2 separate regions of the Homo sapiens genome follow, and region 1 is linked to region 2. Evidence: chromatin loops called from intact Hi-C (ENCODE). Cell type or tissue: GM12878. All regions are shown on one strand. Each heading gives the region's core, and the rest is flanking DNA. Links, peaks and the distances in the headings are about the cores only. Region 1 has its middle 76 kb from the start of C5orf67. Region 2 overlaps LOC105378977 (a long non-coding RNA gene).

The links. Hi-C counts contacts between places; a loop is a spot of excess contacts. Peaks named below come from ENCODE experiments on the same cell type or tissue, not always from the same donor. Only the 100,000 strongest peaks of a DNase experiment are listed, where the experiment ranks them.
Region 1: a loop joins it to region 2, with 2.9 times the contacts of the local background. A loop is called at or near these places in 2 of 110 quality-filtered maps.

Annotation. Positions count from the first base shown.
Region 1 is chr5:56,673,772-56,690,065 of GRCh38, reverse strand. No RefSeq gene overlaps it. Among named protein-coding and RNA genes, the nearest start is that of C5orf67, 76 kb to the right of the region's middle. RefSeq lists an enhancer at 3,309-3,458. In GM12878, for the core only: no CTCF peak of the experiment used is centred there; no DNase peak of the experiment used is centred there.
Region 2 is chr5:56,323,371-56,339,664 of GRCh38, reverse strand. All of the region lies in intron 2 of LOC105378977 (a long non-coding RNA gene), which reads right to left. Among named protein-coding and RNA genes, the nearest start is that of ANKRD55, 98 kb to the right of the region's middle. In GM12878, for the core only: no CTCF peak of the experiment used is centred there; DNase peaks (open chromatin) are centred at 9,329, 9,824, 10,584 and 11,664; H3K4me3 peaks cover 585 bases; H3K27ac peaks cover 1,484 bases.

The DNA of each region.
Region 1 (16,294 bases), core at 5,453-10,452, 350 kb before region 2:
GATCAGAAACAAACATGTTTAGAAAAATGTCCCCATTTTTCCACCTCAGGAATTGATTCTCAGAGTATGGTAAAATGCTTCCCTCCCCCTGAATGACAGTGAACCGAAAAGCCAGGACAGAGGTTTCTGTGTTAAAATGTTAATGTGAAGTCTCACTGTATTTTGAGTGCTTAAGGGAAAGCTAATGGGAACTTTCCAGGGAAGATGGTGGGTGTTGCTAACATGAAAATATGTATGAGAATTCCTAAATGGAGGCTTTATATGGTTCAGTTGGAGGATAATGAAATCCTAGCTTGTCGGGGATGGGTGGGTAGGGCAGAGGATGGGACTGGGTGAGAGTGGGGAGAAAGGGTAGAGAAGAAAGCCTGCTTTTGGACTCTGTGGGCTGGGGAGCTGCCTGTGTGAAGGGTCTAGAATGAAGGCTGATGGGGAAACAGAGCAAAACCGGGGCAGTGCCGGATGGAGAAACTTAAATGGCTGGAGAGCTAGACAGGAGGGAGGCCCCTGCCCAGAATGAGGATAGAAGCGTGGCACTGGACATGGAAAATACCAGGGGTTAGTTGAAAAAACAAAAAAAGAAATAATTCTTGAAGGACCATACTGGGAAGGACCTGTGGATTGAAAGGAAAGTGGCCTTTCAAAGTCCCGGTGAGTGATCATCAGCTTTGAACCTGTGCCAAGACAGTCAGGGTAATGGTTGCTTGGCTCTTTCTAACCTTTGTAGCTAAGGCCACGGCTGCCCAATTTGTCTAGGACTTGGGGGACAATCTTGTTTTTGCAAAGAAACTGGAACCCAAAGTTATAGTCCACAGTCATCATGGTGACCTGGGTTTTCAACTCCACTGCAGGGCCTGCTCCATCTTGTAACTGGCCTTTTGCCTTATTTCCTTTTGACTAAAACTCCATTTTGGGCCTTAGGAACTGCCCCTTTGTTTTACAGTTATATTTGATTGAGTACTGGCTACTGTGCTGGCACTCAACCTCACTATCTCATCTGTTCCTCATAATAACCCTATGAGTAAAGCAATTATTCCCAGTTGATAGATAAGAAAACTGAGGCTTACAGAGTTTTTGTTTTCTTGCTTGCCACAAATTATGGGTCAGAGCCAGGGTTTAATCCAGGCATTTTACCCCCAGAGCCCAGTGCTCTGGTCAGTGTCTTTCCCCCCTGCACCGGCTTCAACATTCAATCTCTGCCCTAATTCTTTGCAGCCCTGATTACACTGGGATGATCCTCCTGTATGTGCTGCTTTTAGTCCAGCCATTGAATACCTTCTACATTGTCTGCCTCCCTCATCTTTTGCTGATGATGCTCAGGGGTCTGCCTGCTCCCTGGGTCATGGTCATCTGACATGGACTGGTCCTGCTGCTTAGAGAGAACTCTGCTGGTAGTCCCTGAGCTCTCCTGCAGAGCTCCAACCATAGCAAGGTTCTCTCTGACTTAATCTGCAGTGAACTGGAGTTATGTGGGTGTACTCATGAGGACAGGCTGGAAGCAGTGTTCAGCCAGATAAGATGTGCACTCAGGGTGTGATGTTGGCTGGAGTGTAGGATCAGGCCTTCAGTGACCCCAAGTAGAAATGAGTCCTGTAGATTTTATTTCTAGATGAGCTGAGGAAGGACATTTTCCCCTTTAACGGTGAATTGGGGTCACTCCTTATGGGAATTTTTGGTATGCCTTGAAGGATTCTGCAGCAATTCATCTTGCACATGGCCTGCCCTTGGAGTGTGGGGCCTGGGGCTGTACACTGACATCCTGTTTTGGTTGGGCAGAGGTTCTTAGCCCTCGCCATTCATCACAATCACCTGAGTAGTTCCTAGGAACAGCTGAGCCCTGCGAGGCATCCTCAGAAGTGCAGCTTCAGATGGCCTGGAGTGATATCTAGACATCCATAGTTTTATAGAAATGTGCATAGAAAAGTGCAAAAATCAGGTGATTTTAATGCCCAGCCTGTGTTGCTAACCCCTCATGTGCTGGGTGGTTCTTGGGCAGGAACAGGAGCAAGGCAGGGTGACCTGATATTTTGCACTTTTTTATGAGATGCTTAGTTAGCTGTGGCCACAAAAGGAGACAGAGGAGAAGCTCAGCAAAACAAAGTTTATGCTCACAGGTCCTCGTGACAGGAGGCATGGTCGTGCCATGCAGGGGCACATGGAAAAACACCAGGGTGGTAGGAAGCAGAAGATAGGAACTGGGGGAAGATTTGGCCAGTGCCCCCAATAAATGGGGTTTTCATGAGAAAGGCAGGGCAGGGTAGACAGTTTAGGATTGGCTAGTTTGAATTATTTGGGGCAGCCTCTAAGATAGAGGGGTGGCCCCTAGTTGCCTGATACCTGGCCCTGGGTTAATTAAGGCAGAGGAATATTGCCTCCTTGGGTGCACAGGCAAGACTGGGTAGTTTTCTTATGAAAGGCTGGATTGGCTCATTTTCATATGAAAGGCTGAGCCCTTTGCCATCTCTAAGAATTGACTAGCCCCAAGAGAAACAGCCTCTTTCCAGCTAGAAAATAAAATAAAATTACACACACATGCGTGTGCACACACACACACAAAACCTGAGAAGAAAATAAATCGTTAATGTTGCTTTGCATTGTGAACCTTGAATATTGAGGAATGTAAATCTGATCAAAAAAAAGAAGGCTAGGCTCAGTGGCTCATGCCTATAATCCCAATACTTTGGGAGGCTAAGGCAGGAGGATTGCTTGAACCCAGAAGTTTGAGGCTGCAATGAGCTGTGATCCTGTCACTGCACCCCAGCCTGGATGACAGAGTGAGACCCTGGCTTAAAAAATAACAATAATAATAATACATAATAATTTTTTAAAAATTTAAAAATGAAAAAGAGCCAGGTAGATTCCTTAAAGTGTCCCAGAATGCTAGAGGAAGCTCACCATGTACTTGAAAGGTACCATGAGCCAGAGATTTAGAGAGGACACTGTAGCTGGGAGGCTGTTCTATGGGACTGGGAGTTGCTCAGCAGCAGCATGCATGAGGGAGCGTGCTTGGCTGGCAGGCTGCAAACTCTGAATTCTATGTGAATGTGGCCCCCAAGTTGCCCTGAAGCTTTGGACTGTTGTCTAATGAACTGCTCAAATGTGTTCAACTCTAGTAATCAGAGCTGCAAAGGCAGAAATGTGCTGGTGGGTGGGGGTGGGGGGGTGGGGAGAGAAATTTGGTAATTGGTTCCAGCCTGTGAAAGGCCAAGTAAAAGCGTGGATCATTATTTAAAGTGCAGTGGTCTTTGGATGATGGTTATGATGGTCCACATTTGATGCAAAAGAAAGCCAAATATATTTTAAACAGGATTCAAGAAATACAAAGTTAAGGATTTTCTTAGCAGAAAAGTAGAAAAGTGTGCATGCTGTTTACTTAGTTTTGCTCACATTTTTTTTTTTTTTAACTTTTTCAGTTCCTGTTTTTTAGCTTTTGTTTTTAAGCCTGTGGGCTCTCAGGGTCAAACTTAGGTTAATTGACGTGTTTTTTAAATCAAAGTTTTGAGATAAACCAAACTTTCATAGCTAGATAGTAAAGCCCTGATCACAAGGGTTTTAAAATCAAACAGGGGGTCTTTGCACACACGGAGCTCTGTGGCTTTGTGTCTGCATATGCATATGGCTACGTGTGAAGGCAGGAGTAAATGTTCCTTCAACTTGCTGAGCCTCCTCTGTAAATTGAGGGGTTTGGAACAGTGACCTGTAACTACAGAATATGGGCTAACAGTTGTTGGGCGCTTACTGTATGCCAGACACTAAATTCTTAACATGGATTATTTTATTTACTCCTCACCATGTTCCTAGATGTCCATACTATTATGATCACTGCCTCTGTTTAGAGATTAGGAACTGAGGTTTAGGGAGGTTAAGTAACTTTCTCAAGGTCACACAGCTAGTGAAGGCTGGAGCTGGGATTTTGATCCCAGACCCCATGATGATAATCACTCTGCTTACATGACCTCCCAAAATAACTTTGTCTCCACTTTGTTAAGATGAGTTCTCCAAGGCCAGCCCTCCACTGAGCCTATTTCCTCCTAGCCAAGTTGCGTTTTGTCATCTGTGCTGAGACATGAGTGGTTACACTGGGTCATGACTGTTAGGCCAACAGGTTAAGCTAATTCCAAATGTGGATAACTGAGTAAGAAGGACTTTAAGTTAGCTTTTCTTGATAACAGGAATGTAAGACTGTGAGCTGGAAGGAACACTACAGAATGAATCATTTTCATTAACAGCAACTTGCTGGTGCACCCATGTTCATAGCAGAGCTATTCACAATAGTCAAGAAGTAGAAGCCACACAAAGTGTATACGGATGGATGAATGAATAGACAAAATGTGGTATTTGCATGAGTAGAATACTATTCAGCCTTAAAAAGGAAGTTACTACATGGATGAACTTCAAGGACATTATGCTAAGTGAAACAAGCCAGTCACAGAAGGACAAATACTGTATGACTTCACTTCTATGAGATATCTAGAGTATGTGAAGTCATAAAAATAGAAGGTAGAAGGTGGCTGCCAAGGGCTGGGGAAGGGAGAAACAAGGAGTTGTTTAATGGATAGAAAATTTTAGTTTTGCAAGATGAAAAGGTTCTGGAGACTCATTGTACAACAGTGCAAATATACTTAACACTATTGAACTGAACAGTGAAAATGGCTAACATGATTAATTCTATGTATATTTCACCACAATTAAAACACAAACAAATAAAAGAATAAGTAACATTCTTGATCTGTGCACTGAAAATTGGTCTTAAGCCAAAATAACCTTACTGTCACATACCTTTAAAGAGATGCTTACAGTCTTTCTTTATGGGGGGAATTGTGAACATGAATTTAATGATTTGTCTTGAATGTTAATTTATTACTCTGAGTTTATTGTGCATCTATAGTGGTTAGAGGGCACAATAATTGTACCTACAGCATAGGGAATGTACAATGCATTTGGATCACTTAGCATAGTGAAAAATAAAATATTTGGAGAAATGACAAATTTTAAAAAGCAATTTTCCAGTTTTAAAATAGAAATACATAGTTTCTCCAAATTAATGCACTGGCAGATTGCTTTTTCACCTTACAGAATCTCTAAACACATCCACACGATTATATGAGGACCAGAACTGTCTTTCTGGATAACTGAGTACAGAACTATGCCAAGCCTTCCGTATAGACTAGTGAGCAGAACAAGTCTTCCTGGATGAACAGCCACTTCTGGGAAAACTAGGTGGAAATGCAGATTCAGCAACTCACAGCCCGGAACCTTTAGGTAAATTTTAACACAAGAGAATTGTCTCATGTACTGGCAGTAGCTCCTTCTGGAATGTATGCCCTGATGGACTTCATTCAGGGCAGGTTGCTGAAAATTTGTGTAGGATGTAAAAATCTGAATAACAGATTAGGAAGGAGCCCCAAGAAACAGTGTGGTTCATCAAGCTGCAAAGGCAGGATGTCTAAGTTTGGTTCCCCAAAAGCAAGCCCGACAGTAGATCTCACGTGCAGGTAGTTTATTTAGGAGTTGAACCCAAGAAGCAGGAATGAGGGGATGGAGAGAATGTGGCAGAAAGGAAAATATTAGGGTATGTTATCAAGGCTGATGCTGTGGACAACGGGAGCATGGTTACCCTGGCGTTCTAAGAAGTGCATGGAAAGTCTCCAGATTGTCCTTTGTTATGCTGGAGCCTGGGGCACTTCTTCACAGTTCTCACGCCTCATTGCTTGAGGATTTCCAAGCTGACTTGAAAGTGGCCTGCCTGGGCTCCCACACCTTCACAGGAGGTCCTGAGGCAGAAAGCAAGAAAATGACCTGAGATTTCTAGAACTCAATGCCAAAACCAGGGCTGAAATCAGAGGTGGGCTGAGGAGATGTGATGTGAGCACAAAGAGTTGACTGGGAAGTCACTTAATATGAGTCCTTGTAAGCCACTCATATTAAGTCCTTGTGGCATACATGGAGAAAGGCAGTGTGGTGTAGTGGTTAAGCCTGTGGGCCTGTATCAGACAGCCTAGGTTTGAATCCTGATTTCATCAACTTTATCAGGCACATGTTCTTGAAGAAGCCACTTTTCTTAGTCCATTTGAGCTGCTGTAACAAAATACCTTAGACTCAGTAATCTGTAAACAGAAATGTATTGCATACAGTTCTGGAGGCTGCAAAGTCCAAGATCAAGGAACTAGCAGATTCAGTGTCCGGTGAAGGCTGCTCTCTCTGCTTCAAAATGGTGCCTTCTTGCTGTGTCTTCACATGGCAGAAGGGGCAAGGGAGCTTCCTTGAGTCTCTTTTATAGGGGCACGAATCCCATTCATAGGGCAGAGCCTCATAACTTATCACTTTCCAAAATGCCCCACCGCTTAATACCATCACACTGGATATTAGATTCCAGTATAAGAATTTTGGGGGTACACAAACATTCAGATCATAGCAATGCTTAACTTCCCTATGCCTTGGTTTTCTCATCTGTGAGATGGTGCTATAAAAGCTTCCTGGCAATGTCACATAGATGGTCTAGATCATCCAGGTGGCACACTTAGCATTCTGGCAGTTATAATGATACAGCAGGTTGACTTTCCCAGGGCCTCAGAATTACTTAGAATGACTCAATCAGAAAACCTGCTGTGTAAGCTTTTTGTCAAAATCCTGAATAAGCCCAGACCAATATGTCAGTGCTGGAAAGGATTAATGGCCTTAATTGATGGCATGGAAATAAGACTTTTCATCCACTCATCTAGGATGGATTTGGCAAATTCTGTAGAAGATGAACGAGATGCCTTGTTTTTTAAACTAGATTTCCACTCTCACCTTTTTAAGGGGCCTGCTAGTTTTCCCTGTTGACAATATTCCTTTAAAACACCAAATCCCCATGATCCACGTGACATGAAGAATTGCCCTGAAGGTACAGCCACAGGCACCTTCAGCCTTACCCCTAGAATCATTCTTGCTCTGGAGGATGCCTATACCTTAAGGAGATGCCTCTGGTCCTTTCTACTAGGTTTTATGGTTTTAAAAAATTGTACAGTGGACATTTTCCTGCATTTTGGAGGGAAACAATCTGGAGAGGCTGTTCAGGAATGGGCAAGACTAATATCTCTATGGCCATAGACTCCTGACAGAAACATCGCTGATGTGGTCCCAGGAAGTCAGTGACTGATATGAAAATCCCAAATTGAATTTTAAGCCTGGAGTTTAGCCATTTTCCCTCTATTGGGAGTTTTCATAATGGAAAATAATACAAGTTATTCTACTAATTCGGAGCATTTTTGCATTATACAACTTCTCTTGATTATAATGGGTGACTGAGGAACGGGAACCCCACGGGGGAAGAGAAAATTAAGGCCCTGCAAAGCCTAGCAAGATACTGTTGCATGTTTCCTTGGTGAGCTGCTCTGAATTTTTGCTTATATCCTTCTCTCTTTGGTTTAAGATTGGGTGTTCAAATCAGCAGAATCACAAAATAAAAGCCAAAGGAGATGGAGAAGACTGATATTACTGAGTGTGTGGTTTGAAACACTTGGGTTTATTCTGTCAACCTTGACCAATGGGGTATGTATATTTTAGGTTATGATAATAACATATAACTATGAAACTCCTCTATTGTTAGTTATCATGTCTGAAACTTTCCAATCCTAACCCTAATCATCTTCCCCTTCCACTGAAACAACTATCTTAATATCCCAGTTTTTGATAAAACATAATATTTAAGAATCTACTATCACATTATAGCAGAACGAACGGTCCTGTTGGATGTTTTAGGGACTTAGTTCCAAATACTGCGAAAACTTCTATCTGTCCCCTACAATTGTTTGCTATTCAGTGATCCTGACATTGTTTATTGCTCAGGGTGGTTATGACCTGTGTTACCATCATGCTATGTTAAAGTTCAGTGGTGACCTGACCTGTATTCTAGTGTTCAGAGCCATCATTTTGCATTAAGTAGACACTCACTGACCTGCAGGTGTTTTTAGTTTCTGCCCACTCTTTGTCTAAAAAGCAAACCAGAGAAAGAGAAGACACTGAAGCAACAGAAGGGAAGCCACAACCACCCTGATGGTGGTGCCTTCGCGCTGTAAGGGTATTTATTTCTGCGTGATGATCCAGAGCGGTGGGGGGGAAGGCAGCGTGGAGCATAGTAGGTCTGAGCACCTACTATGAGCTCAGCACTATGGTAGGGGATGGATAAGAAAGTACAATAAAGTTCTCTGTTTTCCATGATCTTAGAATCTGGTTGGGGAAACAAACCACGAACTCTTGGGGGGCAGTTTGGTCCCGAAGCAGTGCTCCGTGCATTGGGTCAGAATGAGTGATGTGCACAGCTAATGCCTTGGGAATCCAAAGGCAAGGGAGGCTCTGTGTGTGCTGCTGGGGTCAAGCAGTGCTGGGAAGGATGGGTAGATGACAGCAAGGCACAGAAAACCAGAGAGCAAAGTCCCTAGGAGCGATTTTTAAAGAAGTGATGTGATCTGGAATTTTAACTACATGAGTTCATCTTGTTGAAGGTACACAGCAGGAGGCAAATCAAGTCTTTGCACATGGGGTTGTTTTGAAGAGAAAAATAATCACCCCTCTTGTTTTGCTTTATCTGGTACTGGCATTGTGCCCACATGACACATAGAAGATTTTGGCTTCTTCAGATGTTTTTGGTTACATTGGCCTTCTGCAGAGAAGGTGGGAGATTGCAAATATTGCTGTTCTTCTGACAAAAACATTTTTTCTTATGGCCAGCTCTTCTTGAAATGACACTTCTTTCTTGTTTATCCATGGCTAGAAAACTTCTACATGCATATGAGCTTCTTTGAGAGTGATAGCAAGTTTATTTGGAGAGAGTTGTTCATGGGGCTAAAGAATCTATCGCTTTATTTGGATTTTCATACATAATATTTTTCTTTTGCTGCCTACATTTTTATTTGCCATTTTCTTCTGTGTTTTTGCTCTGCTTGGTGGCATGGACTACATTGGATTTTTGGTTCCCTCTGTAATTCCATTTTTCAGAGACTTATCATAGAGTTTCTCAGTTATGGGACATAGCTTCACTTTGCTACCTTTACTTTGTCAAGCCTGAAATTTCTGGTCCTGGAATGAAGATTCCTTGAAGATTTTTGCAATCAAGCCACCATGCTTCAGGGCAATGACATGAATGCTGAGAGGCAGCAGAAATTCCATTACTCTGAACACTCAAGGATGATACAGTTTCTTTAATGTCCAAATTTGCAAACTGTAATGAGTATTGTTCCGACAGTGAGGACATACACTGGGCTTGGTAATCTTTGTAGTGGCCTCTGTAGAGATTTCTGTTGGAAGGTCAAGCTCCGCCCTGCAATTTCTTGCTTGTGTAACTGCCTAAAAGAAACAAACAAACACAATTACCAGCACTTCTGAATTTTTGCTGTTACCCTTTCATTTACTTCTCCAGGTTCTGTCTTCGGTTTTTCTTAAATTTCTTTTAGATTCTTAAAATCCAAGAATGCCACTGACTTGGAGAAATCTAGTAAACAGATTCCTGTATAAGCTGTGAAAATCATGTTATTATTTACATTATGTTATTATTTACAAATGCCTCATGTGGAAGTTCTTAACACACAATTTTACCTCTAAACAATGTTCTGGCTAGATGTTTCCTCAGCAACTGATTTTTTTTTAGAGGAAGGAGATAATCAAATATTTTTAAAACCTGATTATAAAGGCAATATATACTGGGCAGCTCAAGCAGTAGGAGTTTAGAATGACACCCCTGCAGTAGCCAAAGTACATGTCTGTAACTTACCCTGACACTTTCAATTGTTTATATGAATGATGATCGAAAAGTATCTAAAGAAGCATTGAGTTTAACATGTAGGGCTAAAATTTTAGTTTTAAACATCCATGAAATGCAAAGTATAGTAGGTTTTAGGGTATAGATTATGCATTAGATACGGTCTGCATAGGACTGTAAGTCAGGCAGACATGGAATCAAGACAGGGTCTGAGTGGTGGTATGCGTGTATACAAGGATGTTTGTATAGTACGTGTGTCTGTCCAGTTTGGATCCACAGAGTTGAGAGAGGTTGAGGGCTGCCTGTGAGGAAGAGGAGCTGTGGAGGAGGAAGAAGAGTGGGTCAGTTTGCATGCTGGATGGAAGAGCCCAGTGGAATAATGACAGGCCCTTGACCCCCTAAAACCCACTGGAGAAGAAAGGTTATCCATTAACAACTCCTTTCAAAGTAGAAAAATCCTTACCTTGAAGGGAGAGAAAGGAAAGGCAAAGAAGCTCTGGCTGGGTAAAGTGCTTGGGGAACCAGCAGAGTAAAATATGGGGAAGGACATTAATTCCAGATGGCCTGGCCTCTCCAGGTCCCCAGGTTCTGAGAAAAGAAGAGGCTCCATAACAAGCCCCGCATCCAAGAGCCCACATCAGGTCAACAGGAGAAATGGCAACTGACTTAATCTTCCTGACCTCCAGTTCCTTATTTAACATGAAGAAATTAAATTGAAACAGTGATTTCTTCAAACATTTTTTCTTTAGGTGGTGCTTTTTGTGTTTGTTAATTTTTGCAATTGTGAAGTAAATGATAAAATATTCACACGGAAAGATTTTAAAGGGTGAGAAATAAGATGTTGCCAGCACCCCAGAAGTCTCCCCTACTTCTCATCCTGAATCTGAATCACAACTTTCTCTCACCTGCTTTCCCTCCAAAGAAAATATTCTTCAGACTTCTGTGCTAATCATTTCTTTGCTTTTCTTCCTGGCTTTATTACTCATATATACATCTCTACATAAGATAGATTAGTATTGCCTCCTTTCCGACTTTATATGGGTGGAATGATTCTATGTTTTCTTTCACATCTTGCCTTTTTTAATTCAACATTGTGTTTGTAAGATTCATTTATGTTGTGGCACAAACCTCTGGTTTATTACTTTTCCTGCTGTATAGTTTTCTATTGTACAAATTCACTGCAATGTATTTATCCATTGTACTATGGGATGATTCTGATTTGCAGCCATCATGAACAACAATGCTGTGAGCATTCACATACATACATTCTGGGGCAGATATGTACCAGTTACTCCAGGACACATACCTAGGAGTGGAATTGCTGGTTGCAGGGTTTGCACAACTCAAACTGCTTTCTAAAACGGTTTTAGTGGCTCTTTTACTTCCTAAACATAAACTTGATACATAAGGCCAGGAAATAAAATAGATGACGGCGGAGTTGCTGTGTTTAGAGCAGAGGTGACATTCTCAGGGCTTGGTTTTCTTTGTACTGTGTTCTGTTGATGTTTTCTTGTGGTCCTTAGACATCTTGTTCTCCCACATTCTATATTCTCTGTGATGCTTTGGAGGACGATGGATTTCTCATTCTAAGGGCAAGAGGAGATCCTGGCCTTCAGACCCTCAAGGAGCAGCCCTACTCAGGATTATTTTAATTTGGAAACCCAAGATTCTACTTTTAAAAACAGACCCTTTCTAAGGAAATTCCTATTATGTAAAGAACTAGAATATATATATATTTTTTAATGCACAGGCCACTGCCTCTTGGACCTGTCTGTCCTTTTCATGATCTTGAATTAGCTTGACTTGGTTCTTGGTTGGAAGCAGAAAAATTGTATTCAACAGTTATGTAAGAGAATAGCTGGAAGCAATTGGATTAAAATATTCAAGCGGCTTAAGCCCAGAGAGGATGAATCAAAATATTGAGTACTGTTTGAGGTGCAAGGAGAATATTTGTACAGCTTCTGATGTGCTTGGACATTGATTGTCTTGTGGTCATGAAGCCATGTTGGTAGTTTAAAGTTCAGAGGGAATTCATGCTTTAGGAGTTATCCCTCCCAAAATGGCAAAACATCACAATGAAGACTTTTCCCAATGCTGTTCTTTGCCAAAAGCATAAGACTAAAGCAAGATTGATGCTGGAACAGTCTGGGCAGTAGACAGGCCAATGCATGTAATGCATATCATTAAAAATAGTTAGCACAAAGAAATGGTTGTTATTGTGCTTCGTCCAAGTTGGACTTAGTAGCTAATTAAGTACAAGCTCCTTCTTTTTTTTTCCATGGCCATATGCAGTTTTTGAATTCTTATAACACAAATTGTTTTAAAGAAGTTAAATACAGAATGCATTGAGTTTGGTAGAGAAAGTTTAAAGGTCTGCATTTTCCCACCAGAGCTATTTAATATCAGCTGCAGAGTGGGTGTGTGTGTGTGTGGAAGGGTTGTGACCTCCCTTATTTTTACAACCATTGCCATGATTTCATAATACTGGCAGCAGTCACCCAGAGTGCAGAAGTAGACTTTATTACAGTAATTATATGCCAGAATGTGGGTATTAAAACAGAAAAACTTTTCTACTGATAATAAATGTCAAGGGAAAAATGACTTTACGCAACAAATAGCCCTTCATCCATGTTTTTAATGTATTAATGGCCTCAATGAAGACTGAGATGTGTACATTGGTTAGAAGTTCAGACTCCATATAGCCTTTTTGCCTTACTTGTAGATAGTAAGTAGGGAAGTTGAAGGGTAGAGGCATGTCTTGGCAAGTTAGATTTATTTTTCTCCATGGCGTAAAGTCGGATATATATTCACTTGGGCAGATATAGCTATTGTTTTTTGCAGATGGGTAAGTCAGGACCATAACTGAATTAAGCTATTGTTTCTGGATTACCATATTGATTTTCTCTAATGTATTTTGATGGGTTTCTGAGAGCTGGGAGAAGTAATGTGGCATGGAAATTTATCTTGAAATGTAGTTTTCTGACTATTAAAAGGCTCAAATAAGGACAATAAAAGACCTGAATAAGTACGAAGAAGTGTAACTTTTTGAAAATAGCCATATTCTGAAAAATAAGCTTGTGGCTACTAAATTATACTTATCAAGCATTAATTGTGTGGTTCATTAATATATTGCTGAAATAACAAATAAGGTCTAAATGTAGAAAGTCTACACCAGGAAACATTTTTTGCACTCTGCAATTGAATTTGGTGACAGGTTGATTAATCCCAAGAAATTCTAAAATTACAGTCTTTTATCTTTGATTTCAATGGACTTTGAAGTGGGTAGTTAGACCTTTCTCTGAAGTACTCTATTAGTTTGAATATACAGAATAGATTCAGAAACTCAGTAGCAAAACTCAGAGCAGGATTTAGGTTTCCAGCCTCCATCATATAAGAGTCTAAACATCACACCTTTCTTAGATTTCTGGTCAGTTGCTAAAGCCATGAAGACTATTTGAAGGTGCCTGCAGACTTTTCCCTGAATAGCGTGTTTAATCCTGCACAGTTGGTACTTAACAAATACTTGAGGATGATGAAGATTTTCATTTTGGGCCCTGCTTTACTAGCCCTCTGCTTAGTTATATGGAAGAACGTGGGTTAGAAACCTCCAGATGTGTGTTGATTATTGATTATGAACTGAGCTGTATCTCAGGGGAGCCCTGGGCTGGGAGGCACTGATAGCTGTGACTCATAGTAGCCTTAGGGGATGGCCATGGGCATGCAGTTTCTTTGCTCAAAGTCCAGATCAGTCTCTAGAACATGACACTAATTCCTCTTCTGTGTCTTCTCTGTTCTCTGCAGTGGGTTTGTCTTGAACAATGAGCCATTCACAGGCGCCCAGGGAACTACCCTGGACCGGGGAGATGACTGCAGGCCCTGCAGGCAGTTGGCCACTCTCCAGTCTAGGTATTCTTGGGAATGTGGAATTATTTGAATCAAAGGGAAATAAATCTTTTGCAAATGTTAATACAAATGACTGTGGGAAGGACTTGGTGCTAAACGAGGAGCTGTGAACTCTTGGTGCCTACTGAGTTAGTTTTTGGCAGGGAATAATACTAGGTTGCTATGGGAATGATGAAGACAAAATAATAGTCATATTTTAATGGTTGCTCTTACTGTGTCATCTTCAACTGCTCTAGGCTGAAAAAACTTGCTATTTGAATGGTTTTATTACTCTTACTTCATGTTTTGTTTCTTTTTCTCCTGTATTTGAGCTTGCAAACATGTGTCCCTAAATAAGTTCATGAATCTAGCTTACCACGTTTTCTTTGAGCCTAAAGGAATCAGCGCATTTGATGTTGATCCTGTTGATTATATGCCTTCTGTGTCATAAGTTTAAATTAGAAAAGGGGCACCCTGGGGATCTGAAATTCCATGTGCTTTTCTGATTGGGTGGAGAAAGAAGGAGAGAGAAACTGTGCAGTGTGGGACAAAGGTCAGCTGACCTGGGCCAAGCCTCCCCTTTGGCACATCTAGCTGTGTCACTGGGCAGAGGTTAGTACACCTCTCTGACCTGGGTCTCTGCATTAGTAAAATGGGGCTAATTATATCACTACTCTGGCGTTGTGAGCTCCTCAGATGATATACGTAAAATCTTAGTACAATGTCCACAAACACCTGGCAATTGTGAAGCCAATTCCTTATTGTATACATAGCAAATATCACAGCTCAATCCTTTTCCTTTGAGCAAAGAGGCAGCCTCAGAATCCCTCTCAGCACAATGCTCCAGGTAGCCACTACCAACCCATCACTGTTGACATGTGATATTTACTGAAGCACAATCCTTGGGGCATGATAGACATTCAATAGATGATAGTTCTTTATTCTTACTATTCCTTTTTTTTGAGGTGAAGTTTTGCCCTTGTTGCCCAGGCTGGAGTGCAGTGGCACGATCTCAGCTCACTGCAACCTCTGCCTCCCAGGTTCAAGCAATTCTCCTGCCTTAGCCTCCCAAGTATCTGGGATTACAGGTGCCCGCCACCATGCTTGGCTAAATTTGTTTTCATATTTTTAGTAGAGACAGGCTTTCACCATGTTGGCCAGGCTTGTCTCGAACTCCTGACCTCAAGTGATCCGCCCACCTTGGCCTCCCAAAGCGCTAAGATTACAGGCGTGAGCCACCGCGCCCGGCCTATTCCTACTATTCTTGCTATTATTGTTGTAACAGGAGACTGTAGATATGACAGCAGGAGATGCCGGTGGCTATTTTTTGCTTTTCCCCTTATAATTCAGCTTGCCTCTAGAATCAGCAGAATTAGGCATAGCTGACCACCTACCTGACTCGGGAATACTGCTCTCTAATCTTTGTCTGCCTCTCTGGTACCTTCCTCTGCCTTCTTTGCTGCTTTCTCCTCATCTCAATGACCTGCAAATAATTGTGTACTTGGTCCTTCCTTGTCTTTTTTTATCCACCCTCACTAGGTGATCTCATCTGGTCTCAGGGGTCTGTATAGCCTGCAGAACCATAAGCCAATTATCCATATGCTAATGACACAAACATTTATGTCTCTAGGCTAGAGACAAATCTCCATTGTGTTTCTAACTGCATTCTTGAGATATATCTCTAATAAAATGTTTCATTACTTGTATCAATCAGTTCTGTTAATTGGATATCTAACAGGCATCTCCGGCCCAGCATGTTTAGTGTTGAAGTCCTGATTCATAACCCACGAGCACTCCTCACCCCTCTGGCAACCCGAATCTATTCCAGCCTTCCTCATTCTAGCAAAAGGCAATTCTGCCCAAGAGTTGCTCCATATTACTCTGTTCTCAGACTGCTATAAAGAAATACCTGAGACTGGTTAATTTATGAAGAAAAGAGGTTTAATTGGCTTATGGTTCTGCAGGCTATACAGAAAGCATAGTGACTGCTGCTTCTGGGGAGGCCTCAGGAAACGTCCTATCATGGTGGAAGGCAAGGGGAAGCCGGCACATCTTCCATGGCTGGAACCAGAGCAAGAAGGAGAGAGGGTGGGAAGTGCTACACACTTTTTTTTTTTTGAGACAGTTTCGCTCTTGTTGCCCAGGCTGGAGTGCAATGGCGCCATCTCGACTCACCTCAACCTCCGCCTCCCAGGTTCAAGCAATTCTCCTACTTCAGCCTCCCAAGTAGGTGAGATTACAGGCACCCATCACCATGCCTGGCTAATTTTGTATTTTTAGTAGAGATGGGGTTTCTCCATGTTGGTCAGGCTAGTCTCGAATTCCCAGCTTCAGGTGATCTGCCCGCCTCGGCCTCCCAAAGTGCTGGGATTACAAGCGTAAGCCACCGCGCCCGGCCGGTGCTCCACACTTTTAAACAACCAGATGTCATGATAACTCTACCACTATACAGTACCAAAGGGGGGATGGTACTAAACCATTCATGAGAACTCTGCTCCCATGATCCAATCACCTCACACCCAGCCCTACTTCCAACACTGGGGATTACAATTCAACGAGAGATGTGGGTGGGATCCAAACCATATCATTGCTCCAACCTAAAACCTTGAAAGTCATTCTTGGTTCTCTTTTCCTCATACTTCCAATCCATCAATAAATCCTGTCAGCTCTACCTCC
Region 2 (16,294 bases), core at 7,366-12,365:
GATAAGATTTGTTATGTAGGAGTATGCATCTAAATATGGGTGGAAAGGAGGAGGTTAAAAGAATGGTTCTCAGAGAAGGTGATGTTGAAGAGACAATGTATTGAAAGATTATATAGGAATTAGTTAGCTAGAAGTGGAAGAAGGAAGGAGGATGCTACAGGCAGCGAGATCAGTATGCTCAAAAGTATGGAGTAACCAAACAGTGGGGTTGGTTTGAGGAAATGTAAGAAACTCGGTATGACTGAATGAAGAGGGATTTAAGGAGTGGAGGGAGATGAGGATAACATGTAACATGTTGATTGCATAACTTATGGGAAGTAATCATAGACAACTTTATTTTTCCGTACAAATGACTCTTCCAAATTTATTTAGTGTGGTACTTTTCTCCTGCTCATGAAACACATAAGATCCGAAATCATGATTTCATTGCCTACTCATTTGTAGGCAAGGGATGATCTTAAAGCCCCTCTAAGTTTCTAATCATAATCCCTATTAGGAAATTAAAAAGTCTAGTCCAAGCTACTTTCAAAGGCTTTAAAATTCATTGAAAGGTGGAACTTCTCTGTGCTCATCATGCTAAGGCCTGATTAATAGCCACCTGCCTCTGGCAACATGGGTGTGATTGACTTCAACTCTCTCTGCATCCCCACTTCTCCCCCATTTATTAGTTATGGTTTCTGCCCCAACCAGGATGAAAAAAGATATGGGAGAGAGAATTAAAAGAATAAACCAGTTCTAACTTTGCCAGATAACATTGTATGTTTGCTTCTCAGCATATAGTTAAAGCTGACTCTGTCTTATAGGGCATCTTCATGGGTTATTTGGATGTTTATGTCCCTGGGGATTCCTCCCTATGTTTTCTTAATTCAGACAGATGTAACCCTATTCTTATCATCATTTGCAAATCCTTCCTAAGTCCTCAGACATTCAGCATTTACCTTGAGCTACTTGCCAGGGTCCCTCCAGCCATGTACGTGATCTTACTGGACAGAACCTGAGCCAGGGCCCACTGGCTAGTCCATGGGGCATATTCATACAACCTTTGTTCCCACTCTGTGAGTGCAGGTCCAACCTATCGTCACTGCTTCTGCCCTAACACCACTAGTTAGCTTTCCCTGGGCATGAGGGAGGCATCACCACTCGGAGCTCTGAGAGAGCTCATGAAAAACGTCCTATTATGGGTTGAATCATGTCCCGCCAAAAGATATGCTAAAGTCCTAACCCCGGTACCTCAGAATGTGACTTTATTTAGAAGTAGGATTATTGCAGATTCAATTACTTAAGATGATGTCACACTAAAGTATGGTGGGCTCTTTTTCCAATACGAGTGGTGGAAGAAGGAGGAGATTGAGAAGACGACGATGAAGAACAGACGAAGAAGGAGAAGGAGGAGAAGGAGTAGAAGAAGAAGGAGGAGAAGGAGTAGAAGAGGAAGAAGAAGAAGAAGGAAAAGAAGAACAAGAGGAGGAGGACGAGGAGGGGAGGAGAAAGGAGAAGAAGAGGAGGAGGAAGAAGAAGAGGAAGAAGAAGGAGGAGGAGGAGGAAGAGGAAGAAGACAAGGAGGAGGAAGAAGAAGAAGAAGACAGAAGGAGGAGGAGGAGGACAAAGGGGAGGAAGAGGAGAAGGAGCAGGAGGAGGAGGGGGAGGGGGAGGAGGAACAGAAAGGAGGAGGAGAAGGAGAAGGAGGAGAAGGAGAGAAACAAAGACAAAGGCAGGAAATTGAAGTGATTCATCTACAAGCCAAGGAATACCAAGGACTGCCATCCATCACCAGAAGCTGGGAAACAGACATGGAACAGATTCTTCTTCAGAGCTCTCAAAAAGAACTAGCCCTGCTAGCACTTTCATTTCAGATTTGTAGCACCCAGAAATGTGAGAGAATAAATTTCTGTTGTTTTAAGCCTCCCAACTTGGAGTATTTAGTTACGACAACCCTGGGAAACTAGTACATATTCTCATACCCTTGAGTTGAGAAAAATTGCACACATGCTGTCTCTCTCTCTCTCTCTCTCTGTCCTCTCCTCTCCCTTATTGGCAAGTGGAGCTTAGAGCATAGGAACAACTCTCTCCAAACTGCCCTCTTCACAAAATCCAATCTCTACCTTCCAGCCTTTTTTGATACTTTTAATCAGATTGAAAGGATATACGAATTATAGATCCAGTGGTCTTGAACAGATAAGAATTCAAGCACAGGTTGATTTGGGAGAAGACATCAGTGGGAAAAGAAGAAGTAAAATGAAAGAGAAGACAATAAAGGGTGTGTTATCAGGCCAGCTCCTACTTGGGGTGACTGGAGCTTAATCTCTTAGGGAAGCTCTGGGAAAGAGTGTAAAACATAAATCAGAGTTATCTCAACCCATCTGAGGGTGAGGGAACTGAGGTATTTATACATCAACTCTTTCTGTCATTGGTTGAGAGCTGCTACCTTGGGGAGTGGGATAGAACCATTGGTGTGCTGGTAAATGTTTAACAACCATAACAGGGCACTTTTCATGAGGCCTCTCAGATAATCTGTACCTGAGGGGCACCCTCTGGCACTTTTGTCGTGGGAGCAGAGTAGCCTTCTGCAAGGGTATGTAGATACTGGTGAGGGCTAGAGCCAGTGGTGTGCTGGTAAATATTTAACAAACAGCTTTCTGGCTGGGGAGGTGGGGGAAGACTATCAATATATTTTTAAGAAATTAAAAATATATTAAAAGTATTTATACAAAAGTTTATTATATTTTCTAATATAAAGGTTCTGTATCACATAATTTATAAATAATAATAAGATATATAAAGCTCTTTATTATAAATTGGATAAAGCCAATTGATGTTCACAGAATACTTCCATTGCTTTTTTGCTGAGTTCTTGTTTCTGTAGCCAACCAATGATGAATGCGTATAGTTTTGATAGGAATGTTGGTTGATATTTTTATTATGTTAACAAAGTGAAACTGTGAAGATGTGTTGTGGGCATTCATTAGGGAATGATGTCTTTGCTGAATTAGATAATACTTATGGAATAACTATGGAAGAATTTTCCTCAAAGTTTTTGTGCTATTCACAATGTAATAGCTACAGACATACTTTGATTTTAATCTGCCTTACTAAATAATGATAAGGTTCAGTGCTGTAAGCCTGTAAATTTTCCAAAAATTAACCTGTAAGTTCAATGCAATTCTGATGAAAGAAGCAGGAGAATATATAATGAAACTAAACAATTCTAAAATTCATTTGGAAGTTTAAATGTTCAAGAATAGACAAAACAACGTTCAAAAAAGAGAACACTAAGAAGGAGGCTAGTCCTGACATATAAATCTAAATCATTGAGACAGTCTGGCACTGACATAGGCATATGGATCAGTAGATTAGAAAACTAAATAGAGACGCATAAAGCACAAGTTATGTGATTTGTATGTGATCCAGGTGGCATTACAAACCAGTGAGAAAATGGTACAAGTGACTGTCATATAGAAAAAAAGTGAAGTTATGTTCCTACTTCATAATATTCTAAAAAATAAGTTTTATATGGTTTGGATTTGGTCCCTGTGCAAATCTCATGTCAAATTGTAATCCCTAATCTTGAAGGAGGGGCCAAGTGGGAGGTGACCGGGTCATGGGGGTGGATTTCCCTCTTGCTGTTCTTCTGATAGTGAGTGAGTTCTCATGAGATCTGGTTGTTTAAAAGTGTGTAGCACCTTTCTCTCCTCTTCCTCCTGTTCCAGCCATGTAAGATGTGCCTGCTTCCCCTTCACCTTCTGCCATGATTGAAAGTTTCCTGAGGCCTCCCCAGCTACGCTTCGTATACAGCCTGCAGAACCGTGAGCCAACTAAACCTCTTTTCTTTATAAATAAACCAGTCTGAGGTACCTCTTTATAGCAATGTAAGAACAAACTAATACAGAAAATTGGTACCTAGGAATGGGGCATTGCTATAGATACCAGAAAATGTGGAAGCAGCTTTGGAACTGGGTAACAGGCAGAGAGGTTGGGACAGTTTGGGGGGGCTCAGAAGAAGACAGGGAGAGGAAGGAAAGTTTGGAACTTCCTAGAGACTTGCTGAATGGTTTTTACCAAAATGCTGATAGTAATATGGACAGAGATGGCCAGGCTGAGGAGGACTCAGGTGGAGATGATGAACTTATTGGGAACTGGAGAAAGGGTAACTTTTGTTATGTGTTAGCAAAGAACTGGGCAGCATTGTGCCCCTGCTCTAGAGATCTGTGGGAAAGCCTGGATGTTCAGGCAGAAGTCTGCTACAGAGGTGGGGCCCTCAAGGAGAACCTCTACTAGGCCAGTGCAGAGGGAAAATGTGGGGTTGGAGCCCACACACAGAGTCCCCACTGAGGCACTGCCCACTGGAGTTGTGAGAAGAGGGCCACTGTCCTCCAGACTCTAGAATGGTAGATCCACTGATAGCTTGTGCTGTGCATCTGGAAAAGCCACAGGCACACAACACCAACCTTTGAGAGCAGCTATGGGGGCCAAGCCCTGCAGAGCCACAGAGGCAGAGCTGCCCAAGTCTGTGGGAGCCCACTCCTTGCATCAGTATGGCCTGGGTGTGAGGCACAGAGTCAAAGGAGATTGATTTAGAACTTTAAGATTTAATGACTGCCCTGCTGGGCTTCAGACTTGTATGGGGCCTGCAGCCCCTTTCCTTTGGCCAATTTCTCCCATTTGGGATGAAAGGATTTACCCAATTCCTATACCCCTATTGCATCTTGGAAGTAACTAACTTGTTTTTTTATTTTACAGGCTCATAGGCAGAAGGGACTTGCCTTGTCTCAGATGAGACTTTGTTTTCGTTTTTGTTTGCTTTTTTGGTTTTCTTTTGAGAAGGAGTCTCACTCTGTCACCTAGGCTGGAGTGCAGTGGCATGATCTCAGCTCACTGCAACCTCCATCTCCTGGGTTCAAGCAATTCTCCCTGCCTCAGCCTCCTGAGTAGCTGGGATTACAGGTGCCCACCATCATGCCTGTCTAATTTTTATATTTTTAGTAGAGACGAGGTTTTGCCATGTTGGCCAGGGTGGTCTTGAACTCCTGACCTTAGGTGATCTGCCCACATCGGCCTCCCATAGTGCTGGGATTACAGGTTTTAGCCACCATGCCCAACCTCAGATGGACTTTTGAGTTAATGCTGAAATGAGTTAAGACCTGGGGAACTGTTGAGAAGGGATTATTGTATTTTGCAATGTGAGTAGAACATGAGATTTGGGAGGGGCCAGGGGTAGAATAATATGGTTTGGATTTGTGTCCCCATCCAAATCCCATGTCAAATTGTAATCCCCAATCTTGGAGGAGGGGCCTGCTGTGAAGTAATTGGATTTTGGGGTCAGATTTTCTCCTTGCTGTTCTCATGATAGTGAGTGAATTCTCATGACACCTGGTTGTTTAAAAGTGTGTAACACCTCCCCCTTGTCTTCTCTTTCTCCCGCTCCAGCCATGTAAGATGTGCCTCCTTCCCCTTTGCCTTCTGCCATAACTGTATGTTTTCTGAGGCCTCCTCAGCCATGTTTCCTGTACAGCCTGCAGAACCATGAGCCAATTAAACCTCTTTTCTTTATAAATTATCCAGTCTCAGGTAGTTCTTTATAGCAATCCAAGAACAGACTAATACAAAGTTCTGAATAAATTAAAGATCAAATGTGAAAAATAGGACTTAAAGACAGTGTATACATTTAATAGGAAAATCTTCATGAATTGAAGGTAGGGAATGATTTCTTAGACAAGACAAAAAAAGTATGACTTATAAAAAACAGGTTTGGTAAATCTTTAAGCTTTTGATAAAACTTTAATTGAAATTTTTGATAAAAATTTAATTAAAATGTAGAGCTTCTCTCCCTCAAAATACATCATTTTTAAAGGACAATTTACAGACTTACAGAAAATATTTGAACCATAAGTGACAGACTGAGGATTAGTATTCACAAATGTAAAGGACCACCGAAGTTGTAACAAACATGGGTGGAGACTATGAACAGGAAACTCACTGAAGTGGAAATCTAAATGACCAACAATCATACAAAAATATTATCGGCTTCACATGTAATAAGGGAAATGTGAGTAAAATAATAATGAAATACTACTTTACACACTTTGGATTGGCAAAGACTTTAAAGTCCAACAGTATCAACAATTGGCCAAGATGTGGGAAATGGAAAGGAGCACACACTGCTTTGGTGAGTGTAAATTAACACACTCATGACTGGGAGTGGTGACTCACACCTTTAATCCCAACACTTTGAGAGGATGAGGTGGGAGGATTGCTTGAATTCAGGAGTTTGAGACCAGCCTGGGCAATGTGGTGAGACCCCTATCTCTACAAAAAATACAAAAATTAGCCAGGTGTGGTGGTGTGCACCTGTGGTCCCAGCTACTGGGGAGGCTGAGGTGGGAGGATCGTTGAGCTCAGTAGGTCAAGTTTGCAGGAAGCCATGATCATGCCACTGCACTCCAGCCTGGGTGACAGAGTGAGACCATGTCTCGAAAAATAAAATAAAGTAAAATAAAATATTAACATACTTGCTAAATATCTTTTTTAAATTTATTTTGCACTCTTTTTAGCTCATTTTATTTTATTTTTTAAATTTTTTTTTTATTTCAATAGGTTTTTAGGAAGCAGGTCATGTTTGGTTACATGAGTAAGTTCTTTAGCAGCAATTTCTTAGATTTTTGTGCACCCATCACCCGAGCTGTGTACACTGTACCCAGTGTGTAGTCTTTTATCTCTCATGCCCCTCCCACCCTTTCCCTCAAGTCCCTAAAGTCCAGTGTATCATTCTTATGCCTTAGAATCCTCATAACTTAGCTCCCACTTATGAGTGAGAACATATGATGTTCGGTTTTCCATTCCTGAGTTACTTCACTTAAAACAGTAGTCTCCAATTCCATCCAGGTTGCTGTGAATGCCATTATTTTGTTCCTTTTTATGGCTGAGTGGTATTCCATGGTATATATCTACCACATTTTCTTTATCCACTTGTTAATTGACGGGCAATTAGGCTGGCTCCATATTTTTGCAATTGCAAGTAACACACTCACTAAATATTTAAGTAAAGTGGAAACTGCACATGCCCTGTGACTCATAAGTTTAAATCCGTGGAAAATTACTGTTCAATGTAATGCAGGACTGTGTTAGCTCCTGTGGCCGCCATAACAAATTACCACAAGTTTGTTTGGCTTAAAACAACAACAATTTATTCTCTTAGAGCTCAGGGGGCCAGATGCCTGAAATGCAGGTGAAGCAGGGTTGAGCTCCCTCCAAAAGCCCTAGAGGAGAATGCATTCCTTGTCTCTTTCACTTCTGGTGTCTATTGGCTTTCCTTGGCTTATGGCTGCATCTCTGCTCTGTGCTCACATTGCCTTCTCTTCTGTATGTGTGGTATTGAACTTCCCTCTGCCTCTCTTTCTCACATGTGATTGTATTTAGAGCCCACCCAGATAATTCAGACTAAGCTCCTCCTCTTAAGATATTTAACTTAATAACATCTTTCACCATACAAGGTGATATTCACAGATTTTAGGCATTAGACATGAACATATCTTTGAGGCCATCATTCAGTTCACTACAGGGACATACACAAGGATATTTATTTTTTAAATTCTATTAACAGCAAAAAACTAGAAACAGCACAAATGCCCCACCCACAAGATAATGCATAATGTATAATGTAATAAGAATATTATATAGCAGTATAGAGTCAATTTCATCTTCATCTATATCAGCACACATAGTTATCAAACACTTGTCATAAAGCAAGTTGCAGAATGACATATACAATATTATATCATTTATTTAATTTTTAAACAGGAATACATATATTTATTAGAAGTACGCAACATGAGCTAAATAGATATATACAAATATATGACAGTGTTGGAAACTGGGGAGCACCCATGGCATAGAAGATGGGAAGTAGAGCAAAGATGGTTCCATTAAAAGAGAAGCTTCTTTTATAATAATACACAAAAGACAAATTCCAAAATGTGAACAGTCCTTAATCTTGGGTTATAGGCACTGAAGTGTTTGTAATTCTATGCACATTTTAAATGATTTTTTAAATATTTTATAATTTTGTTTTTTATATTTAAAGATAGAAAATATTTTATGGTTATTCAGAAAACAGTATGAAGGATAAATTAGAATAGGCAGGAAATAGAGGGAAGGAAACCATTTAGAGACTACTACAAATAAGAAATAGAAAAGATGTATGAAGATTGGACCTAAGAAAGTGACCATGAAAACAGTGAGAAAAGGGTGATTATGAACAAAATTTACAAGGTAGACTCTTTAGGGCCTGTCTACTGAGTCAATGGGCACCAGGAGCGAGAGCGAGAAGGAAGATTCAAGGTGATGCCAAATTACTGACCTAAGAAACAGGTTGAATGGTGGCAGTGCAGTCACAGACAACTACTAATCTGCTTTCTGTCACAGTGAAATAGTTTCCATTTTCTAGCATTGTATATAAATGAAAGGCAGTAGGCACTATTTTTTTTTTTTGGTCTGGCTTCTTTCTCTCAGCACATTTATTTTAATATCCATCCCTGTTGTGTGTATAGCAACAGCTCATTCCTTTTTATTGCTGATTAGAATGGCAAGTTTCATTGACTGTCAGTCACCCTGGAGTGTCATTCCTGGCTGAGCCTCTCCCTGGCATGTGGACACTCAAGATTCATTCCCCCATCATCTGCCCACCTCCCTCCCACATCTGAATCTGCAGCTGTTTGCCTTCCCCAAATCCTCTTGTCACTGTTTGACGAGCAGTTACTGTTAGAGTGATTTCCTGGTGGGTTGCAAAATGTTACAATGTAACCAAGTATTAAATGAGCAAAATACTCTCCAAGGAATTGGAGGAGGTTGTCTTCAAAGTTGAATCTCAAAAATTCTGATTTTTCTACATTTCTGCTTAGTTCATCCTTCTAAAAAGACACCGTCATTTCTAATATGGACTCACTAAAGACATAAAGATGGCCAGTACAAGTAAGCTAAGACTACTGAATGAACACTCCAATTACCTTGTTTGAGGTTGGTCCCAAATTTATCTTTTGGTTGGCCTGCACGGATAATAAATAAATAAGCAAACAACAATAGAATAAATACCAGTGGCCTAAGTTCCACATCATTAGCATTTTGTGTTCCCAGAGCTACCATGTGGATCAGATTCAACTGGTATCCTGAGGGCTCCAGTGCTGCCTTAGAAAAATGATTAGTCTGGTGTACCAACCTCTGGGAAGTCTGCTATAGCCAGATTCCAGGAAATAGGCACTTTGACAGAGTCTTCAGCATGAATGCCCAAGGGAAGGAGAAGCTCTGAAAGAAAATTGTTTTAAATAGCTGCCTAATGATTGAGCGTCATGAAATGCTTTCACTTGGCAGGGCAAAATTGCACTACCTAGAAATGTCTGGGTGGCATTTAGAGTTGACAGACAGTAATGAGCGCTGGTTAAAAAAAAAAAAAAAGAGGTATTTTAGTGCTCTAGCAATTGCTAGACCTTCAGAAACACATCTCCCTTCTATATTTACACCTGCATTTTAAAAAGAAAAAAGAACAAAGAGAAGGAAAGAGAAAAAGGAAGGAAAGAAAAAAGGGAGAAAAGTATATCTATCATTTTATCCATTTCTAAAGACTCTTACATCAATTTAAAAGCTAACCATAATTGATCTTTTACTATGAACAATGTTTTGTGCTAAGTGCTTTACAAATATTAGCTAATTTCATCTTCACAACAACTGTTTAAGGCATACAACATTATTTCTCCCTTCTTACACATAAAGAAACTGAAGCTTGCCTGAGGTCATCATCTAATTGACAAGTCACGGTTCAAACCTAGGTGAGTCTAGCTTTAGAATTTGGGTTTCAATCACCGTATGGCATTGCTTCTCTTTCCTAACCTGGACTTAGTGATTGTGCAAACAGTGATGTCAACCATCTCAGCTTGCCTGGGTAGGGATGAAGAGAATTTCCTTCGCTCTTGCTTCTGAAGTTTAAATAATTTGAGTCTATAAAACAAACTAACAATAGGCAGATTCACAGGGAAAAAAAAGTGTACAAATTTTATTAATGTGCATATGGACACAGAAGCCACACACAAAGTATGAGACTCAATGGAAAGCCAGATGGCTGAAGGTTATATACCATACAGCAAGGAATAGAGGCTTGGGGCATGGCAAGACAAGTTATTGGAGGAAGAGGGGAGAAAAGGCATGGTGAGCAAAGGCTATCTTGTTATGCAGATAGAGCCCCATGGATAGCAGCCCTCGGAAAGAACAGACAGTATCCTGCTCTTATGTGGTAAAACTTTATCTGTCAGACCTTTTGAAGTGTCAGAACTTTAGTCCCTCTTTCCTGTGATTTAATCTTTCCTAGGTCTGGATAAGGGAGGCCTTATAAAACCCTGTTTGTGTCTGCTGTTAACTTCATTTCACTAATGTAGATTTCCTCTACAGATGCAAATCTCCCCGCCTCCCCAAAAGACAGCTTTTCAAAGCTTTTCCTGTGGTTTGCAGTTCCTGTGAATAGTCATATCAAAATATACCAAAGAAGTATATTTTGGAGTGGCATATTTTTGTTTCCTTTACCTGAGACCCACAGGACCTAAAGCGCTAAAACCTGGAAAGTCCCAGGCTAACAAGCATGAGTTAGTCATCCTCCAAGAATGCAAAAATATGAAAGAAACCTCTCTCTACTCAGTGATAAAGCTTCTCCAACTTAAGTGAAGGGACATTATAGTGTGCAAAGAGACCAGGCCCTAAAAGAACTGAGTCCTTGTCTCAATCTGCTTATAGCCAGCTCCAAGAGACCTTGACCAAGTCAGGTGACCTCTCTGGGCCTCAGCTCCTTCCTTCTTAAAATGATGAAGGTGGGTTAGATAAACAGGTCTCCACTTGGCTGTACATGAGAACCATGTGAGGAACTTTCAGTAAAGGCCGGTGCTCAGACCCCACCCCACCCCTGACCAATCAAATCCCAGAATATCTGGGGTTGGGGAACTGAATTTACTGCAGAGAACAAAGCATACATGTCCCACTTCTTAGAGCTAACAATTTAGTGGAGGAGCAAAAAGGCAAACTATGATTCATATACATATATATATATATATACACACACACACACACACACACACACACACACACATATATATGATCCTCCCTTCTATATTTATGCCTGTATTTAAAAAAAAAAAGAGAAAAGAACAAAGCAAAGAGAAGGAAAAAAGAAAAGGAAGGAAGTAAAAAAGGAAGAAAAGTGTTTCTAATCTGTTTGCCTGTTTCTAAAGACTCTTACATTAGTTTAAAAGCTAACACTAATTGATCTTTTAATATGAATATATATATATACACATGAATCATACACACACATATAATTTGTAGTAAGAGCTATTAAGGTGAAAATAATGTTATGAGAATTATGAAAAATTAATAAGGGGAACATAATTAAAGGGAGAGAGTCTGAGAAGGCTTCTGTGTGTGTCAGAAGAACAAAAAATTGCAGTTAGGCATACACATTACAGGGGAAAGAGCTTTCTAGTCAAACGGATATCTAACTTGGTTATCTGCTTCCGTATATGTCTACATACATACATACTTATACTATATGTACATGAATGAATGACTTACTTGAAGACTCATAGCCAGAACAGAGGGTGGAAAGGAGGGCGGAGAGTGGTGGGGAGAGCGGCACGCAGAGTGCCTGGGGAGGTCGGCAACAGCCAGACCATGTGGCAGACTTGAGGTTTTATCTTAAGTACAACAGCAATAGCAAGCCAGTGGAAGGTTTAGGCAGGGGAGTTACACTTTCAGATTTGTGTTTTTAAAAATTCACTTGTGCTTAAGTGTAGAGGATGGTTTGGATGGGGCATAAGGAAAAGAGAAGTTATAAAGTTATCGCAATAACATGAGTGAAGGTTTTGTTCCTTGATGATGCCAAATTTTAGCAGAATTCTGGGTACCTGCAGAGACTCACTGGAGTAAAGGAACAGGAAACAAATTTGATAGAATGCAAGCGGCATAACTCATGAAAAATCAGGAAATCGCTTTATACTGAATGTAGATGAGTGAGTGCCCTTGGCTTACTGCGTGCTATTCTCAGCTGCCCGAGTGTATTCTGTCCCTCATAAAAGCACACCGAGTTGCCCTCCCGCCATTCCTCTTCTCTCTCCCACTGTGTCTCTTCTTCCTTGTCATTGTTTATGTCTCTATTCCTAGGCTTAGGGTGGCATTCAACCTTGGAGCTCCCATTTTCTATCCTTGCAAGGGTTCCCTTTGTGCACTAAAGCATGGTTGGAGGAGCACACTAATTGTGCAGAGTTTGGCCACGCATTGATTTTTTAGCTTTTTGTCCCCTGGTGGGGTGGCTGGTCCCTTGGCCTCAGTCCATTTCCTAATGGATAGGTGTCAGCTTCACAAAACCATCACCTCGATTAGCACTAATTACCACCTTTCAGAGCCATCATCACCCAAAGGCTCTGGATTGAAAGGTCAGCAGGAAAATGAACTTCTACTCACACCTTCACGGGTGGTCCCTGGCTTCTGATCATGCAGAGGACAAGGGCTAATAGGGACAGACCTTTCCGCCTTTCTGCTCTTAGACCAAATGTTTCTTGAGAAGTCAGCCTTGGGACCCCAAGCCTCAGCTCATGAGATGACTGAACCCATGGCAAAGCACAGTCTTGTTAAACTTCCCTCCCTGTCCTGTCTCCCAGTGGCCTTGGGCTCTCCACACCCAGCCCTCACCCTCAGCCTCACACCATGCTGGTGAAGGAGGTGGCAGAAGCATGCCCACACTCCCTCTAGGTGTGTTTATGGTGCCCATATCCTCTTCCAGGCAGTGAGGGAGCTGTCACCCAAGGATAGGTAAAGAGAGCTCAGCATCAAATACAACTTGTCAGTATAGCAAGTCCATGAGCGTGTCTTTCCATTTAATCTTCACAGTACTTTGGTGGGGGACACAGTGCGAGCATCATTATCTGCCTCATTTTACAGATGAAAAGATAGAGGCCAGAGAGGTTGACAACTTGCACAAAATCCCACAGCCATTTCATGGTGGATTTGGGTCCCCAAACTAAACCATTAGGGGGTACAAATGAAGCCATGTATGCATGCCAAAGCATTTTAGAAACCAAAAAAATACTATACCAACATATAATATCTGTGTTAGTTTCTTGAGGCTGAAGTAGTAAATTACCACAAACTAGCTGGCTTAAAATAACAAATGTTTTCCCTCACAGTCCTGGAGCCTGGAAATCTGAAACACAGCAGGGCCATTCAGCCTCTGGGAGGTTTTGAGGGGCAATCTGCTCTTTGCCTCCTCCAGCTCCTGGTGGCTGTCACCATTTCTTTACTTGTGGCCTTATCACTTCCATCTCTGCTTCCAGGGCCACATTGCCACTTCCTCTTCTCTGTGTTCTTCTCTTCTTTCTGCCTCAAATATCCCTCTGCCCTTCTCTTAGAAGGATACTTCTCCTTGGATTTCAGGTCTACCTGTATAATCCAGGATGGTCTCCTCATCAAAAGATCCTTAATTTAATTATATCTGTAAAGATTCTTTTTCCAAATAAGGAAGGTCACATCCATAGGTCCCAGAGTTTACAGCATGGACGTATCTTTTGGAGGGCCGTGATTAAACCCACAACAGTATTTAAGGCTGCTGCTGGTGAGGGTGGTGGTGGTGATGCTGCCGTGGGGGTGGCAGGGCCCTGGCTCTATCCGCCAATCCATGCTACCCCCATCCTTCTAGTTCTAGTGATCAATGTGAGGCAAAATAGTGCGGTAGATAAGAACACAGACTGTGGAGCAGCCTGCTTACAATTCAAACCCTAGTTCCATCACCTGATGACTGCGTGACATTGAACAACTTTCTTAACCTCCCTGGATCTTAATTTCCTCCCCCGTAACATGAAGGTAACAGAACCCTCTCTCATAAGGCTGTTGCAAGGATCAAATGATTTAATTATGTGTAAAGTGCGTAGATCAGCGTCTACACTACAGAAATGCTAACTGTAATTATCCCTTGGCTGGCACCGGGACTAATGCTAAGTTCTCTCCCCTCGCCTGTTTATCATTAAATAATGACTTGGATAAACAAAGAATGAACTTTCTCCTCTAGAAGAGCACTCCTGAATCATTCATTAATTCCCAGGTATATTTTCTGAAACGCTCTAAATTCTTTGTAAAAGGGGGAAAAACATGAAATGCAATGGGAAGGGACCACTGCTTTAAAATCTTCCATTAGCTTCCCGTTTGATCCTGAAGGTTTGGAAGTCTTTTGAACCCATTATTCAATCTAAAATTTTGGTTAGTTTTGCAAGTACTTGAAAGAGTTCTGCAGGCTGATGAATAAAAAATCTAGTGTTTTATAGAAAGGACTAGGAGTTTGAGCAAAATGTTACCAAACAAGAATGATGTCAAATAGAGTGACCTTGTATAGCTGCAATCCGAACGAGTGACATCAGCTTGCCTGGGATAGGATTGAGTACTATTTTCTTTCTTTTCAGTTTTACCTTGCCTTAAACTCTGCTTTCCCTGGTATTTGTTCAATTGTTTCTATATCTCAACCAAAGACACAAATGTCTGTCCAACAGATTGAAGCCACAGTATCAGAAGATAAGTAAAGTTTGGTGATTTTTTACTCTTGAAATTAGGTTTAGTAAGACAAGCATTACATTTGGCAAGGACATTAATGTAGCCAAAAGAAAATGATGGAAAAACACCCATCCTGTCATCAAAAGAAATGTTGGCAGAACAGAAAAGCTGCCCACATGCAGCGGGTCACACCTGTAATCCCAGCACTTTGGGAGGCTGAGACGAGAGGATCACTTGAGACCAGGAGGTCAAGGCTGCAGTGAGCTATGATCCCACCACTGCACTCCAACCTGGGTGATAGAGTGAGACTGTGTCTCAAAAAAAAATAAGGAAAATAAATAAATAATAGAAAAGCTGGATGTAACTGGATGGATGTCAATTTATCCAATTTCAATAAATTTATTTTTTATAACTTTTAAATTGTAAAGGTAAAGTATATTCATTAAAGATTTTGAAAATTATGGAAAAGTACCCAAGGAACCCCTAAAAACCTAAAATAAAATATCACTATCCCATAATAACTGCTGCCAATATTTTTGTTTATTTCTTCCTATGTAAAATGCAGTTTTCTTTCTACAGCTGAAATCATGCTACCAAAGTTAGGAATGCCTCCTGTCTCTAGAAATGCAGTAGTTTTGGTGCTTTTTTTTTTTAATTATAACAAGATGATAACTTTTATTATAAAAGAGATGCAGCAAAAGAATCTCATTCTCCCTTGAGTTCTAGCTCAGTACAATGCTAAGTAATACTCAACTATTGTCAACACTAATGCTGTCCTCTGCCCAAAGACAGGACTATTCAACTATCCTACCAGATCTTTCACAGCTACTTCAAGTGAATGACACATATGTTGTCTTTTTCCTTTTTTTTTTTTTTTTTTTTTTTGAGAGAGTCTCACTCTGTCACCCAGGCTGCAGTGCAGTGGCATGATCTCGGCTCACTGCAACCTCCGCCTCCTGGGTTCAAGCAATTCTCCTGCCTCAACCTCCCAAGTAGCCAGTATCACAGGCATGTGCCACCATGCCTGGCTAATTTTTGTATTTTTAGTAGAGACAAGGTTTCACCATGTTGGTCAGGCTGGTCTTGAACTGCTGACCTCAAGTGATCCGCCAATCTCGGCCTCCCAAAGTGCTGGGATTACAGGCATGAGCCACCTTGCCCGGCTGGTTGTCTTCTACTTGCAGCTGAGCAGCAATATCAGAAAGCAGACACAGATAAGTTTTTCCAGGAGGGTAGAAAACATTTTTAATAGTCGTAGCTAAAATTCACTGAGGGCTCACTGTTCTAAATGCTTTGAATCTAGTAACTTAATTCTTCACAACAATCCTGGGAGGTGATTCACCCTCAATAGGTGGCAGAGCTGGGCTGAGAAGCCACAGCCTGGTTCTGTAGTCTGGGCATTTCATCACAACAGGGAAACAGCTCTGAAGCTGCCGACAGGGTGATTGCTGATGCTGCAGAACATTCTAGTGCTATAGTCAAACTGGAAGAGATGCCCAGCAAAAGATTTGAGAGTGAGTTAGAAATTCAGGTTCTATTCAAGTGTAAGATAAAATCATACTTAGAGAAAATGAGCTAGTTAATTACATTGAGTTAAGTGCTCAATTTTGTTTTAAAATTAGTATCTTCCATGGAAATGACATGACAATATTCCATAATGCTTAAGTTTACCTTTTTAATGGTTTTCGGTTGATAAAAGTATAATCAAGTCGAAATGCTTCTTAATTTT